4 separate regions of the Mus musculus genome follow, and regions 1, 2 and 3 are each linked to region 4. Evidence: chromatin loops called from intact Hi-C (ENCODE). Cell type or tissue: gastrocnemius. All regions are shown on one strand.

Evidence for each region. A loop is a pair of places that touch in the nucleus more often than their neighbours do. Peaks named below come from ENCODE experiments on the same cell type or tissue, not always from the same donor. Only the 100,000 strongest peaks of a DNase experiment are listed, where the experiment ranks them.
Region 1: a loop joins it to region 4, with 2.1 times the contacts of the local background. A loop is called at or near these places in 16 of 42 quality-filtered maps.
Region 2: it touches region 4 in a loop (1.8-fold over the local background); 16 of 42 quality-filtered maps call a loop at or near these places.
Region 3: it touches region 4 in a loop (12-fold over the local background); 20 of 42 quality-filtered maps call a loop at or near these places.

Annotation. Positions count from the first base shown.
Region 1 is chr6:52,723,979-52,726,478 of GRCm38, reverse strand. All of the region lies in intron 2 of Tax1bp1 (Tax1 (human T cell leukemia virus type I) binding protein 1), which reads right to left. Among named protein-coding and RNA genes, the nearest start is that of Tax1bp1, 12 kb to the right of the region's middle. In gastrocnemius, no CTCF peak of the experiment used is centred here; a DNase peak (open chromatin) is centred at 1,545; H3K4me3 peaks cover 228 bases; H3K27ac peaks cover 291 bases.
Region 2 is chr6:52,712,281-52,714,780 of GRCm38, reverse strand. Tax1bp1 (Tax1 (human T cell leukemia virus type I) binding protein 1) reads right to left here and starts at 1,052. Exons shown (of 18, transcript NM_025816.3): 1 at 926-1,052. In gastrocnemius, no CTCF peak of the experiment used is centred here; DNase peaks (open chromatin) are centred at 434 and 1,046; H3K4me3 peaks cover 1,647 bases; H3K27ac peaks cover 1,692 bases.
Region 3 is chr6:52,837,623-52,840,122 of GRCm38, reverse strand. The region is part of intron 2 of Jazf1 (JAZF zinc finger 1); the gene reads left to right. Among named protein-coding and RNA genes, the nearest start is that of Gm52903, 28 kb to the left of the region's middle. In gastrocnemius, no CTCF peak of the experiment used is centred here; DNase peaks (open chromatin) are centred at 494 and 1,219; H3K4me3 peaks cover 271 bases; H3K27ac peaks cover 880 bases.
Region 4 is chr6:52,661,731-52,664,230 of GRCm38, reverse strand. No RefSeq gene overlaps it. Among named protein-coding and RNA genes, the nearest start is that of Hibadh, 23 kb to the right of the region's middle. In gastrocnemius, a CTCF peak has its summit at 1,038 (motif pointing left); no DNase peak of the experiment used is centred here.

The sequences.
Region 1 (2,500 bases), 62 kb before region 4:
CACCTTGTTATGAGGCAGGGTCTCTCACTGACCCTGAAGCTCACTGATGTGGCTGGATTAGGTGGCCAGCAAACACTACAGATCCTTCTTTCTCTGCCTGCCTGCTCAATGTCAGGATTACAGACATGTAGGCCCAGCTTTATAACATGGGTGCTGGAGATTCAAATTCAAGTCCTTATAGCAATTTACTGATTAAGCCAGCTTCCTAGCCCCTCTATTATGTACTTTTTAATAACTTAATGTTTTATACCTCATACTTAGGGTCTGGGTTTTTTGGGGGGGAGGGGGGCGGAGGGGCTCTTGCATTGTTTTAGTAAGTACTCTCCTGTAACTTAAATCACTAATCTCTCATCTTTGGCAAGTTCTGTCTGAAAGCAATTTGTATATCTTGGGTGAGGAGAGTATTTACATTCTAAGAGATTAACATATTTTCATCTTAGATGTATTCTAGGGAAGATGTTCAAAGCATACTGAATGAACTCATATGAGAAAGATCCTTAAAAAACCCAGTACCATATACAATATACAATAATAAAAATTAAAATATATGTAATATTTTCAACTCAAATATAGACATTACAGATCTCAAACTGTGTTTTCTAAACAAAATAGACTGTGCTAAATATTGACTATTAGAAAGTCACAGTCTTAGATGATATGTTCTATGGTTTTGCTAAATTCGTGTGTGTGTGTGTGTATGTTGTGTACACATGTGCTGGTTCAGACATACCACAAGACAACATCTGGGAGTCAGTACTCTGCCCTCTGGGCACTCCAGCTGCCTGCCCTGATATTACTTTCTGAGCTATCTTTAGCAGCCCCATGTCCTACAATTTTGATTAGCCACCATTAACAACCAAAACAAGATTGAAGATGTGTGCCATTAGTGAGAGCTAATAGAATTTGAGCTTACGAAGCTCTTAGCCACTAGTACTCTTATTCATTTCCTAGCAGAACAGAAGATACCCTTTCACACGTTCTGAAACTCTACCTCTTTCCCTCCAACACTGGCACTAGTTCCCTAGATGCACACTTGATAAAAAGACAAGAGGGGAAAAAACCAGGAATAAAAGAAAAGGCTTTCCTTTGGCTACATTGTGAAAATTACAAAATGTCTGAAAGAGTCTTCTGCCAAGTAAGTGAAAGTGAAATTGGAGAAATGTGGAGAAGATAAAATAAAGAGTCTCACAGCCCACGCTCTGCTCCCAGGCAGTCAGCGATTTCACAGTGCACAATCCAGAAAATCCTTTGGAAGAACTCCAAAAACCCATTACAAAAACAAGTACTCCAGGTGAGCTAAAAGAGGCATTGTTTTCTAACAACCACAAGGCTTTCCCCTCAGTAGGCTCAACTCTGCAGGCTGTGCAGCTTCACTCCTGCCGGCAGTCAGGAAGAGCCGGACATGGACCTCGCATACAGACTTTTAGATGGACTGCACAGGTTTCTGCCTCACCTGAGTTGACAGCAACAAAACCAGGACGATTTGGGTGCCTAGGCACTGGGGAAAAAAAGGACTGATTGTTCAACATCCGATTCCAACTGAGGGCATGCAGTACCACAGACAGACACAAGAGGGAGAAAGAGTACAAACTCCGGAAACAAGCAATATTTTAAGGTTGGGAAATTACACAAAAGAGCTACAACATAACATATCTCAGTGAAAGATTGAAGGGGGATCCAGAGAATCTTTGGGCAGGGTATATGGTGAACTTCTTTCCAGTACAAACAAATCTGAAATGAGTCAAAGAGGATGCTGCTTTGTGGAAATCACAAAATGGAAAAATTCTTCTGAAGAACAGAAGATCCAAAGGAAGAAAATAAAAGAAACATCATTAAGCTAAAAGAAACAGAGTTCAATAAATTATCTGACCAACAATCCAAAATAATACTTTTAATTAAATTCAATGTACTCCAATAATCAACTATACAAAAATAATGAAGCAAACAAAAAAATAGCCATCTACTCTGGAGATGAAGAATACAATAAGTGAACTGAAAAATTCACAAAAGGAAATCTAAACGACTAAAGCAGAATAAAGATTCTGCAAACTCGGCCAGACACTGACTACCAGCAAGTCTGAGGCCTCCTACCTGGGTTTCAGAGCTTGAGGGGGGCGGGGGTGAGCATGTGTGTAAACTCAATGGATAAAAGGCTTTTCCACCACGCCTGACAACCCAAGTTCAATCACTGGAACCCACATGGTAGGAAGACAAGAACTGACTCCTGAAAATTGTCCTCTTGACCTGGACACACACATGTACATACACACACACAGAGAGACAGGCACTAATACACATGTCCACAGAAAATTAACTAAATGCAATTTTAAATTTTAATATTAATAGCTGAGTCAGGGAATACAAAAGGGTATGAAAAAGGGGGTTGAACATAAAAGAACCTATCAATAAAAACAATATAAACAGAGTAGTGGTGCACATCTTTAATCCATTACTCATGAGGCTGAGAAAGGACTGTGAAGTCAAAGCCAGCCTGGGTAGT
Region 2 (2,500 bases), 51 kb before region 4:
AGGAATGTTATTCAAATAACCATTTTCGAATGTTTTGGGATTGAACACTAAAATTTTAATTATATTTGTTCGTGTCCTAATCATGAATTTTTACCACTTGGCAAAAAGCAGCATACTTGGCAGATACTTAGCATTAAAATGTCTAACATACCAACATAACGATAAAGCCGGAAATCTATCATAGTCAAACGCCACAACGTTTTCCAACAAAACTTTCAGGAACAAATTGTACTTCATATTTCTCAACAGGGAAATACAAGCGAACACCCCAGCTACGTTCTAACAGTACAGTTTTCGGGCGATGAGCGCTAGCCAGAACACGTCTTGCACCTTCCGCCGGGTCCAAAACACCGGGGAGAGTCAGCAGTGGGTGGAGCGAGGGAGGCGGAGTCGTGAAATCAAGTCCAGACGACCACAGAGCGAAGCGATCCTCCCCAAGATTTCTTAAAGCCTTCTCTTGGGCACCAGAGGGGGAGGGCTGCTTTCCAAACAGCAAGACTCAACTAATCTCTCAGCCCAGGAGAAGCCGGAGATCAAGCCAAGCCAGGTAAACAGCCAAACCAGGCGACACAGGGAGTCCCCGCCTCTTCCTCCAGCGGAGACTCAAACCAAAACAACCCAACGGGTCCTCCCCGGCTCGCCGCGGCCTAGCGCGCCCGCCACCCGTCCCTGGCTTGTTAGACGCCGGGGCCAGCCGGGGCCAGCCGCGGCCTAGCACGCCCGCTCCCGCCACGCTTCCCACTCTACGGTCACCCCAAGCCCAAAACACGTCACAATCGCGGCCCGGGGGAAGCTCGTCCTTGGGAAAGAGAGCTTCGTCACCACGGAGACCGTTCCCAAAACTCGCCAGGCCCGGGTTCCAGGGCCGAGACGGAGCGCGAGCGCCGGTTACCTCGAAAGCACGCGGCCCGTCCGCAAACCTTACCGGTCAGGGCCTCCGCCCCGCACGCTACGCCGCGCCCCGAACCTCCGCGGCCACCACCACTGCCTCTCAGCGTAGACCGGCTACACCTTCTCTAAGCGGAGAGCCGGCGGTGCGTCACTTCCGCCCCAGGGAGGCTCGCTTCCGCCTCTGCTGCTGCGCATGCTCTGCGGCGACACGCCCCACTCGCTAGCTGTAAAGAGTCCTTTAGTGGTTTCCCTGACAGCTTTTTCCTCTGTGGCTTTTGGTCAGTGATGTAGTCACCTCAAAACACAGTCCGTTTGAAACAAATTAACTGACTTACCAGCGAAATGGGAAGGATCGCTCAGAGGCCAGGTGACCTGGGTCTTAAATATCAGTCTAAGCTAATACATGTTTCAATATATACAGAAGCCCCAAGAACTGTCATAGCTATCACGAATTGAACCATCATATTCCCGTGTTGCTATGAAACTAATGACATTTACCGTATCACCAGCGAAGAAAGCATAACATTAAACAGAACAATAATATACAAAACTCTAATTTCAAGTTCTTTCATTTTCCACACAATTCAAGTCCACATTGGCCTCCATAAGACAGGTTCTTAATATTTGCTGATTCATTTGTTTCTTATATATTGAAATTTTTTAAGTTGGGTGTCTGTGTGTTTGCTTGTTTGTTTGTTTAAATAGGGATCTCTTCATTCTGGTCCTCCAAAAGGAAAAATTACTGTTGAGAGACATAGGCTGTTGAAGCAAAAGTTAAGTTCGGCATTGTGGGTTTTAAAGAAATATTTATGATTAAGACGGTAGTGTATTCATGAGATAAGTAATATTCCAACACAAGATATGATGGATTTGAATAAAATACACTTGCTTCCATGAAGTTCCAATTCAAACTGCACATTTAACAGAGAAAGGTAAGCTATATAAGGCAAAAGTAATTTTAGAAATTTAAATTATTTTCACTTCCATATCACGATCAACCAAGTCTTCCTTTTGAGGTATTTCTTCCTGTGCTGCTCTAGAAAACAACCACAAGGGAAAGCAGGTCACAAAACCACAATGTCTATAATAATATAATGAAATTGAGATCTTTTGCGTTTCAGACACTTCATTTTAGTGCAACTATAGGGGAAAATGCCCTGGAGAGAGAGAAAGAGAGAGTGAGAGAGAGATGAACAGACAGACATCTCAGGGCATTTAACCACAAAGGGGCATTCTGTTGGTCAGGAGACACAGCTACCAAAATGCAGGGCAGGGTTTTAGTTTTTAACTTCATACAGAACCTCCTTACTGAGATTACTCAAGACCCCATGATTGCTCTCATGGCTGGCTGTGAGTTAAGGCATTCTACTGCTCCAGGGTGAAGACATCCTGTTACTTTTTTAACTAATTGATTTATTCACTTTACATTCCAATATTACATCTCCTCCCAGTCCCCTCTGCAGCTCCACCCCTCATCCCCTCTCCTTCTTCTCTGAGAAAGGGGAACCCCCCTGGGTATCCCACCACCCCTTACCCCCCCACACACACACACATCAGTCACTATAGGACTGGACGCTTACTCTCTCACTGAGGCCAGACAAGGCAGCCC
Region 3 (2,500 bases), 180 kb before region 4:
TTCAGCTCATTGATGGAGTGCTTTCTTTGTGCCTGAGGCCCAAAGTTCAGTCCCCAGTACTGGAAGGAAAAAAATTAATGCTCTTAACTGTTAAGAAAACTAATTCAGTACCTTTTAATACTTATGCTGACTTAAAACTATTTGAAAGACAAGTCTCCTGAGAGACTCTCAGACTAGCTGTGGGGGCACGCAGCTGTAACCCCAGAAGTCTGGAGGGCCTTTAGCTCAACACCACCTGGGCTATAGCTATAGCAAGACTTGGTAGAAGAAAATGAACAAAAAGGTTATTTATTGATTGTTTGCTGATAGTCAAGCAGACTCCAAGGCTCACAGTGTGGCCTGGGGAGTGCCTCTCCATCAGAGCCACGGCCTTCCTTTGTTTTCTTGTCACTTTCTTGACATTTGCTCGTTTTTATCTCTTTTGATTTATGTGCATGCATATCGGTGAGTGTTGCGGCAGATGCGTGCAGAAGAAGGCTTTAGACCCCCTGGAGCTGGAGTTGCAGGCAGTTGTGAGCTGCCAGACACGGGTGCTGAACTCAGGTCCTCCTCCAGAGCTGTGGGTTCTCTTAACCCCAGAGATGTCTCTCCACCTCCCCACCGCCACAATTTTATCTTTACAAGTAGCTTTCTTTCAGCAATGTTTTATATCAACCCCATCTAAAATGTTTTAAAATCAATATAAAATGCCCTTTAAAAATCCATGCTAAGTTCCTTAAAACACTTGAGAGAGCCCCTGCATTTTCCTAAGTTGCCACTTCATGAGAATGAGACGTTGGCTGAGCAAGTCTCAGCTGTGCCCACACAGTTGACTTCTATTTTCTTCTTCTCCCTAACTAGCCTTCCTAAGCCCAGGCACCGTATAGTCTCTGAGGGATCAGTCAGAGCCTGTATTCTTCCAGACCTTAAGAACTGTTAGGACATCGACAATAAAAAACAAGTCAGTCCCCTAAAGCTCTGCCATGTCCTTTGAAGACAGAAATTTACATCCCGAACAAGCCAGCAAAGGAGGGTTTTCCTAAGGCTTTTTTTTGGGGGGGGGGAATAACCAGTGCCAGCCTGCCCTTAGGAAACATCCTTCCAGTGAGCTCTGCCTCTGGGCTCTAATAATCGTGATATCCCTCGCTTCCACTTCTGCTGATGAAAAGCCACGCTGGCAAGAGGCTGACAGGCTTGCGGCCTGCAGAGGGCGCTAGAATACCATATTTTCTGAGACAATCCTTCTAAAAATCAGAAACTGGGAAACTACAGAAGGGGGAAGGGCAAAGCCTGAGGCTTCTTAATGCTTCCAACAGTCAGACCGACTGCTTGCAGTCTGGTAAACAGGCTAGGAATTGTGGGCAAGGCCTTTCCCTGCGTTTTGCACCAAGTGTGAGATCAGATGACTCTGTCCGGACTCATTACTTTCATAGCCTAGAGCTAGTTCACACAGCAGCAGGAGTCCACCAAAAAGGCATTTAATTAATGAAATTGAAACTGGTACTTATAACTGCTGATTAGTAGTACTCAGGGTTTTTTTTTTTTAAGTATTTCAAGTAATTTATAAAGCACTTACATAAATAGAAAGCTTTAAATGCTGATATTCCATAAAAAGTAAATAAAAATATTTTTATGCATTAAGACTTAATTAAGTGTCATGATTTCATGTCACAGATTTAAAACAGGGCAGGTGAGACCTGCCAACATTACTACAGCTGCGTTTTACATGCGGAAAGTAATTAAAATGGTCGTTTATGTCTTTTTCCACTTACGGGTATTTAGAGTGCTTGGTATTACACCATGTATTTTCCCAGCAATCATATCGTGGCAGTGTATCTTAGCAGCCGATACGTTTGTTGTTGGTGGAAAGGTGAGGGGAACATTGGTCAGATGAGAAAGCTGTCCTGCACCACTGAGAATGACAAGGACTTCTTCCTGCGAGAGGCCCTTGTTTCTGTTCACATTGGCCTCTTTTTTCCGTATGAACAAAACTTAATTAATTTTCACAAGAACAGTTTTTCCTTCTATTGTCAGGAAGAAAAACAGCAGAAGGCAGAAACTTGCCTGCCCGGTCACGTGACCCCTGAGTATGTAGACCTCACCCTGTGTGAATGAGTCCTGTTTGAAGCTGGTCTGTTTCTCTTGTTTAGCTAGGAATGTGCTAACCTTAAATGGAAGGAAGACCCACCCTCAGGAAGTTGAGTGGCAGTTAGCAGTGGGAATAATGTCCTGAGTTCACACATCAGAGCTGAACTGCAATTCTCTGGATAGAACGGAAACAGATCTATCACTGTGTACTTATTTACTGCTGTTATTTATGTTAACAATCATAGTAGAATTATTACTTGATGAAGTTTTAACGATGTACATAATTTTGTGCCCCAAGAGGCATCAGCCACCACGAGAGGCTGAAGTCTCAAGATCAAGCCGAGGTCCCAGCACTTTAAAACATCCTGAGTGTAATGTACAGCAAGTGCTAGGTGAGTCCAGGGCACTTGTCATTCCTCCAGCACGGCTTAAC
Region 4 (2,500 bases):
GATGGGTGGGTCAGGGAGGAGGGCAGATCTAATCGTTCTTAGTGCTTCATCTCTATGACCATTCTCTGATCCAGAAGTAGATATATGACCCAACTGGGGCAATTAAGGGTCCTTCCTGGGGATAATTAAATGGGATTGAGAACGTTGTAATGAAGTTGACAAAACACAAAAGTGTTCTTTTTGTCAGATTTCTTATGGCAAGTGGAAAACAATGGAGGTTCATGCCATCTCATGAGGAACAGAGCCTTGCAGGCCACTCAGACAAAACGAACAGTGAAAGGCAGAAGGACATGGGACCAGTGCTGTGTGGCTCAGCAAGTAGAGGCTCATAGCCACCAAGCCTGACAACTTGAGTTTGATCCCAGGCCCCACATAGTAGAAGGAGAGAACAGCCATACTATGACTTGCACACACAAATAAATAAGTAGATAAATAAACAAACTCAACAAGATAGAAAGATACAAATAATAAGGAAGGCTTGAGCTTCTCCAGCCTTGGGCCAATCAATATTCAGAGACACTAAGACAGAGAGAGGTTCCTTGTGGTATACAGATGACAAAACCTAAAACTCAGATATCAAAATTGTCTCAGCGTTTAGAAAGCTAAGGCAGATGGATCATGAGCTTAAGGTTAGCTTGGACTGTAGAGTGACATCCTCACATGAAGATCTTGACTGGGGGTGCATCTCAGTGGTTAGTGTTCATCTGGTATGCATACACCCTGATCTCAGTCCCCAGCACTGGGCAGTTAAAGAGGGGGGAGGGGGAGGGGCGGTAGAAAGAGAAGTTGTCAGAACAGATGTCACCAGAGGAGCCTGTTTATATAAATTCCAAGCATGCAGAATACTCATGAGCCTTTTGAACTCGGCATTTCCTGAACAGAAAAGAGCTACATGTAAGCCGGTTAAGGAACTAGGCTTGTGGAAGAGAAGTATGTGGGTTCACTGGGAAGCTTTGCAAGATTGAGGACAGTAAGTGGGGTGCTCAATGGTGGGAGTGGAAGGGTAGAAGGGTACTTAGGCAGCAGCGACACCCATGTTTCAATAGTGCCACCATGTGGCTGTGATACCGGAGTAGTTTGGCCCCAGCCACTTTAGTTAACAGAGGTGAGTCTCTGGGTTTCCTCTTCTGGAGGGATTACAAGGAAGGCTGATCAATCAATGACAGTCCTTGAGGTCCATGTCTGTCTTAGACCGGGTGATGGGGGATGACTAGAGGAGGATTGGAAAGGAAATTACTAAGGAGAAAGGCATGATTTTGGCCCCAGAAAAGTTCTCTTTGAATCACAGTATCATTTTGTCTCCCAGATTGGAGGAGCAGGGCTTATGAGCCATAGTATACTAGACTTGGCTTGTACCAAGTTTCGAAAGCTGGTTATAAAATTTTAGGAATTTTGCAAGCTGGTTGTTAAAACCCCGTAGAAAAATAAAATACACATGTCAGATTTAATGACAATAGATTTATGGGGGAAAGCGCACAGACTAGGATGCAGCTCCAGTTTTCAAATCGTAATTCATTGCAGCCAGATGTTGGCCACAGAAACACAAGTTTGGCAAAAACAGAAAAACCAAACACACAAACAAACAACAAACAACAGCAAAAACAAACCCCAAGTGCATATATATGTATGTGTGTGTATATGTTTACATTATAAGATTTCTAATAAACTTACATATAGAAAGGCAAATAGATACATAAGTGTATGTGCGTACACTTTTCATGAAGAGATCACTTCAACATTTACTATTCCATCACTATGTTTAGGTTCTGTTTACTATGAATTGCTAATAATGCAATGTAGCAAGCAAATAAAATAACAACAGAATATGAGTAATACAGCATTTCACCGGACTCACTTCCAAACTAGCAGGGCTCCATCCTGAGTCCTGAGTCATCCTGTGTTCTAGTCATTTCCCTCTTATGATGCTCAGATGCTTGAGCATTTGGTTCTAAGTTGGAGATGCTGTCTGGGAAGGTTTGAGAAATGTGGCCTTGCTAGTGGAGGTGTGTCCATGAAGAAACCTCAAACCATTTCCAGGTCCCTCTCTCTGCTTCGTGCTGCCAGTTGAAGATGCGAGGATTCAGCTTTCTGCTCCTTTTGGCATGTTTGTCACTTGCTACTATGCCTGTCCACCAAAGCCAAATTAAACTTCTTACTAAGTTGCCTTGGTCATAGTTTATCTTATCAGGGCAACAGAAAATCGACTAATAGATGTATGAGTGCTTCTAACTGAACTGTTTGGTATGATAGCACGCACTGTAAGCCTAGCATCTGGGAAGCTGAGACAAGAGGACTGTGCAGCCAGCCTGGGCAATATAAGCAAGACCTCATCTAAAAACAGCCCACGCGCTAATAACAATTTTAAAAGGTTCATGCTGTTACTAGTGTTTGGCAGAAATTTCCGTCTTGTTGTTTCCTTAAGTGCTTGGGAGGCAAACCAAGTGAACGGCTCTGAGATCTCTGGTGACACTTACAGACCGTCCCAAAATGCTAAGTGCCC